Regions from separate parts of the Homo sapiens genome. Here region 2 is linked to region 1. A link is a contact called in ENCODE Hi-C or POLR2A ChIA-PET data. All regions are on one chromosome and are shown on one strand. Each heading gives the region's core, a stretch centred on a gene start or an enhancer-like site at or near the end of the contact. The rest is flanking DNA. Distances are from core to core; before and after follow the strand shown.

Region 1 (2,766 bases), core at 202-2,701:
AATAATATATTTATTTTAAAACATCTTATTGATATCAGAGTTTTGCATACTGTAATGGTAGGTGTTCAATACATTTATGTTCTCTAAGTTTATTTGAATCATGGGCCCACCATATTTTATACCTTTTTAGATAAGCATCAGTGGAGCTGAAACTCTAGGCTGGCTTCCTTCTGCTTTTGAATGAGAGTGGCTAAGGAGGAGACCAGGAGGTTTGATTTTTTTTTTGTTTTCCCCCGGTGATTTGTTTATTAAGCTTCTGTGGGTTGGTTTTTTTTTTTTTTCAGTTCCTTTAATTTCTTTGGAAGTTTGCTTTTATGTTTTCTGTTTTATTTGCAGAAATTACATCTTTAACCATTTAAAGAATAGCTTTAGTTATGGCCTTGCATTTTTGTTTTTCTTTATAAAGCTGATCTCTACAATATCTATGTCCTGCTGCTAAGTGGACTTTGGAGCTGATCTCCGGCTGGAGTGCAGTAGCGTGATCTCGGCTCACTGCAACCTCCGCCTCCCAAGTTCCAGTGATTCTCCTGCCTCAGCCTCCCAAGTAGCTGGGATTACAGGCACATGCCACAATGCCTGGCTAATTTTTGTATTTTTAGTAGAGACGGGATTTTACCATGTTGGCCAGGCTGGTCTCGAACTCCTGACCTCAGCTGATACACCCAGCTTGGTCTCCCAAAGTGCTGAGATTACAGGTATGAGCCACTGCACCTAGCCTGGCTCCCTTTAATATCATTGTGTATTATTTTCTGGTCATAAGATACTGCCTTCATAATCACAGTGGCATTGGCAGCCCTCATGAGAGCTTTGCAACTGAGACTTGTTGAAATTTCCACCTTGTCAATTTCTCTTAACTCCCCCTCACAAGCTCCTTCCTGCTCAATCTTAGGCTGTCCGGGATGCCCACTCATCAGCCTTCATTGCATAAATGACTTACTGCCTCCAAAATATTTCTTAGCTTAATTTTTTTGTTTTCCAAAATCTTTCAGTGTATTTGATCAAATAAAGAATCACATTCCTCTCCAGACTGATGCCCTGAGGATATCTCCTGTATGAGGAGCAAGTACCCAGACCATCACCGAAGCTCCAGTGCAGGGAGCGAGTATGAAATCCCTTACTATACACTTAGAGGAAAAGTGGGCTTCCTAAAACCATAAAGTCAATGCTTTCAGGAAAGGAAGTCTGTGTCGTTAAGCATAAACATGGTCAATATGCCAGCATTCTGGAAGATTAATGAGTAAAACAGTCCCATTCCTGTCAGACTAGGGGATCAAAGAAGTTACATTTTTGAAAGAAAAGTCTCAGGGGCCTTGGCATGCTCACCTCAGGCAGTGCTCTGATCCACTCCCTTCAGCCTCACTCCGGGCCCCACAATCTGATGACTCCAGCTCACCAATGTGATGACCATCTGTCAATAAGATGCAGCTTCTAGCAGTCATTAAGAAAAAAGCGGTGAGCTACTAGAATTGCCCAAAAGCAAGTTCTGGATTGCCACTTCCTATTGAAAAGTAACGCCTATTTGCCCAAATGCAAATGGTTAACCATGTATATCCTGTAGGGTATTGAGTAATCGTAGGATCCCTGGAATCAAAGTCCAACCAATGGTAAAGTGATAAGAAAAAGAGAGGCATTGAACTCCCCAGAGGAAGACAGCCTTTGCATGGTTTTCAATTTGCAGCAATGAGTTTGTACCCAAACTTTCATACTCCTTTACCTGGTTATCTCCTGGGAGCAAGGAGTCTCTGCAAGCCGACTGGGAAGATTTGGGAACGTTTGCAAGAGGCCGTGTGAGTTAAAGACATGGGCCGGGAGCACTTTTGTGTGGAGTCAGTCAGTCCTGGCCCCACCCCGAAAGCTGTGCAGCCACAGAAGGGCCACTGAGCCCCAGCAAGCCTCGGTTTCCTCTTTCAGAAGAAAGACCATGACAGCTCTAACCTCAGAGGGTTCCGAGAAATAGCCATGCCCGTCCACGGAAGCCGAGGAGCAGCGCCTGAAGGAGAGGTGGTTCTCCATGCATCTCAGCTATTATTACAAGATACTTTGAGAGCAACAGAGGAGCTCCTCAATCAAAAGCGGGCACCTAATCTTCATGTGGCACAGAGACAGAATCTCTGGGTGACGATGCGGGTCACTGCCCTGTCTTTAGACATATCAAGGAAAGCAGCTGACGACAAGTCACTCAGAAATTTATTTGTAGATGCAAGTGCTTAAAAAATAGAAAAGAACCCTAGAATCACAAGGCTGTTCGCACCTGGGTTGCTGTGAACCACGTCTCAGGAAATAACAAAAGTTTTACAGACAATAGGTTCGTGATCAATTCTCAGCCAGCCTGATGGACTCACACTTTCTCCACTTCCCAGTGCACTGTGCCTCCCCACCCCCAGGCTGCCCACGAGGCTCCACTGCCCGCTGCCCAGCTCTGCTCTATCTTGACCACACCTCACCTGGGTCGCTCCTTCCTGCAGAGCCCTGAGCTCCACGTCCTCACGCCTGAGTGAGCCTGAGAAGCTGGAGCGCACCCCTTATCATCTCTCTGGGGAACCAGCTAGACACAGCAGGACCTGTGTCCTGCTCAACCCCACTGGCCATTTTCCCGGGTTTGTCCAGGGTCCCCTCCAAAGACTCTGCTGGCCCCAGTGGCTCCCCCTTACTGGATAAAAGAAGGGCCTTTTCTGTTTGAAGTGCTTGCAGACCTATGGTCACGGGGTCCTCTTGCTGCCATCATTCCTCTCCCTGCCTTACAACAATCCTTCCAAACAAAGCCTC
Region 2 (2,784 bases), core at 100-2,599, 710 kb before region 1:
AAGAATGGAAAACCAAACATATGTTCTCGCTCCTAAGTGCGAGCACTTATGAGGATACAAAGGCCTAAGAATGACACAATGGACTTCGGGGACTCGGGGAAAAGGGTGGGAAGAGGATGAGAGATAAAAGACTACTAACTGGGTTCAGTGTACACTGCTAGGGTGATGGATGCACTAAAATCTCACAAATCACCACTAAAGAACTTACTCAAGTAACCATATACCTCTTGTTCCCCAAAAACCTACAGAAATAAAAAATTTAAAAAAAAATTCCAAGTTTTTCCCAATGAAATTAATGTAAAAAGTGTAATGTAATGTAACCTAATAACTCATTAAAAAGCTCGTGTAAAATCATATTATTGAAAAACAAATGTTCTTTGCAACCTATGTAAAATCATGGTATACTGTATGAGCATCTAGGAGTCTGCAGCACTCAGAAGTTTATTTGGATAATAATAACAATATTTAAAATAACATATTTGAAAGATATGTCCTCAATCTATGAATTTTATACTAAGCATGTTTATAAGAGATTATAAAACTTAAAAATACAATGTTTTTAAAACAGTGGATAGTGTCTGAGAGTGACCATATTGTTACTCCCATTTCATTTTCTCTACTTAACATACAGAACCGAAGTCAAAGAGGAGGAGGGAAACTGGCAACCTCAAAGCTCAGTACCAAAAGCTGGTTAACAGTGAAAAAATTGACAGAATTTTTGTTGGTTCTCCTATAAAAAAATCAGGAACTAGAATAATAAGTAGACCACAATGGAAAGTACCACTATGAGCAAACAAGAATAAAGAGAAAGCAAATTCTTGGAAGAACCAAAAGTTTTAAGTCTGCAAAGAGCAGAAACCGCCTGATTTTCCTTTAATAGAACATGTATGAACTCAAGCAAGAGAACTTGCTAGGATTCTGAATAGAACAGCCCACTGCACCACTCAGCCAATAAAACACCCCCCAAACAACAAACAAATGAGCATTTTTTTCACGGATCATAATGTTGGGTCAACCTTTCTTCTATTCTGAAAATCAAAGGCACTTTCAGGTGGAGTTTTAGGAGGCAAGGCACGACTTCCTAATTTGGAAACAACCTATCCTGCTGTTGTTACTATAGTCAGTGGCAGAGCTAGACTAGAGCTAGCCTCAACTGCAATATGTACTTTTCAGCCTGCTTCCACCCTACCGAAGAGGAAGATGGTTTTTAAAACACCCACAAAAAAGTCTGAATATTCTGTGAAAATGGTCTTGTCCTGTCAGCCTAGGTCAGTCAGGCACTAATAAACTTCAGGAAGTTTGAAACTGCAGAAACTGAAAAAACAGTGCCAGCAAGTCCAACCTGTTCATACCTAGAGTTAAAGGAGACAACTCCAGTTTATGGCTGTTGTCCTGGTATAATTATTAATAGTGCCCACTTGTACTCACAGGGTTCCACATAGCCACTCTAACTACAAAGGAGTGACGCTTACAAGGTAAAGCAAGTTGTGTATATTCAGCCTAAAAACACAGCAAAGTGTAAACATGTGCAACCAAGGTTGACATTGCTTATTTTCTGTAAGCCATACAATTTTAACATTAAATTTCTTGTGAGCAAAAGCACAAAAATTTTGGCTCTTTTCCAGCCATAGTAAACTATTCCATTTCAGTTCCTCAAAAGAGTTTCACTCATGACATACATGCATAAATTTGTAAGTATAAAACTTCAAATTATCCTTTTTGGAAATACACTGGGAAAATACCTTCCTGCTTGTATTTGAACCACCTCTCTATATGCTTATTCTCACTTTATTAAGCACATTCACTTTCTAAATTAAATTCTAATATGGTTTTGGTCAATCACATATGTCAAAATGATTAGTGAATTTTATGTTCTTATGGTTGCTAGAATAAAATCTCAACCAGATGACTTCAGCTAGGCAAAGATCTCCCTTGCCACCTCTCAGCCTGCTTTAGCCCAGTTACACACAACGAGAAATGTTCAGAAAAATCTTCTACTCATTAACAAAGACGGTACAATTCTTAGAACACGCACACTCCTGCTATGAACTCCCACATAGAGAGACACGAACTGGAAGCCCACCGGTAGATTTTTCAGGCCCTATCAGCACATCAGCGTTAGCCAACTCCGACATGCCCAGAACTGGTTAAAGGGTCTGTGGGATTTGGCACACTGCTCAGTATCCAACTTACAAGTGTAAATGTAGGTCAGACAGATACATTTGATCTCTGTCTTAAGTATCTACAAGGTGAATGGGTATATCCTATATACTATCAGCCAGAAAACTAACAGAAATAGCAAACATTTGAACAACAGCAGAAATCAAGACTCAATCTAACCTGAAAATAATTTTCAAATGAGTTCAGTCTCATATGTTCAATAACTGCTACCTGCATATACATTTTATTTATAATAAAGAAACATGTTTATATCAAAATAAATGCTATCCTACTTATTAGTACACACTGTCTGACATTACACCAAAATTCAAGTCTGGTAAAACTGTTTATAAACAAATTAGTCTATGCTACCAGATTAACCAACACCTAGAAATAATGCTTTATACACTACAATTGCTCAATCAAATCCTTAATGACAATCATAAACGTTTCTTAAGCTTCTCACCAATTTGGTATCATATCCTAATCATTTATGATCCCTGTTTTTCAAGAATATGAAAGACCCACTTCTGCTAGTCTGCCACTATTAATTTAACCACAATCACAGTTTGATAGTGTTATAAAAGTCTACAGTTATAACACTTATTTTCCATCAGGTCTGCA

The links. A loop is a pair of places that touch in the nucleus more often than their neighbours do. ChIA-PET counts read pairs that join two places held with the same protein, here RNA polymerase II (POLR2A). Pooled maps may share reads with other maps.
Region 2: a loop to region 1 is called in a pooled map, with 2.8 times the contacts of the local background. The contact joins the enhancer-like site here to the promoter of CCR6 in region 1. A Hi-C loop is called at or near these places in 1 of 37 single-sample maps with no recorded cell type and 2 of 50 pooled maps. POLR2A ChIA-PET finds 5 or more read pairs at or near these places in 2 of 52 experiments (GM12878 and Panc1).

What each region holds. Positions count from the first base shown.
Region 1 is chr6:167,121,781-167,124,546 of GRCh38, reverse strand. It overlaps CCR6 (C-C motif chemokine receptor 6), which reads right to left and starts at 1,451. Exons shown (of 3, transcript NM_031409.4): 1 at 1,324-1,451.
Region 2 is chr6:167,831,581-167,834,364 of GRCh38, reverse strand. The region is part of intron 1 of AFDN (afadin, adherens junction formation factor); the gene reads right to left. Among named protein-coding and RNA genes, the nearest start is that of AFDN, 6.1 kb to the right of the region's middle. Within about 2 kb of position 1,349, at least 4 of the 41 ENCODE cell types and tissues checked have a DNase peak (open chromatin) inside an H3K27ac peak, as active enhancers do; they include GM12878, where a contact is called at or near this core.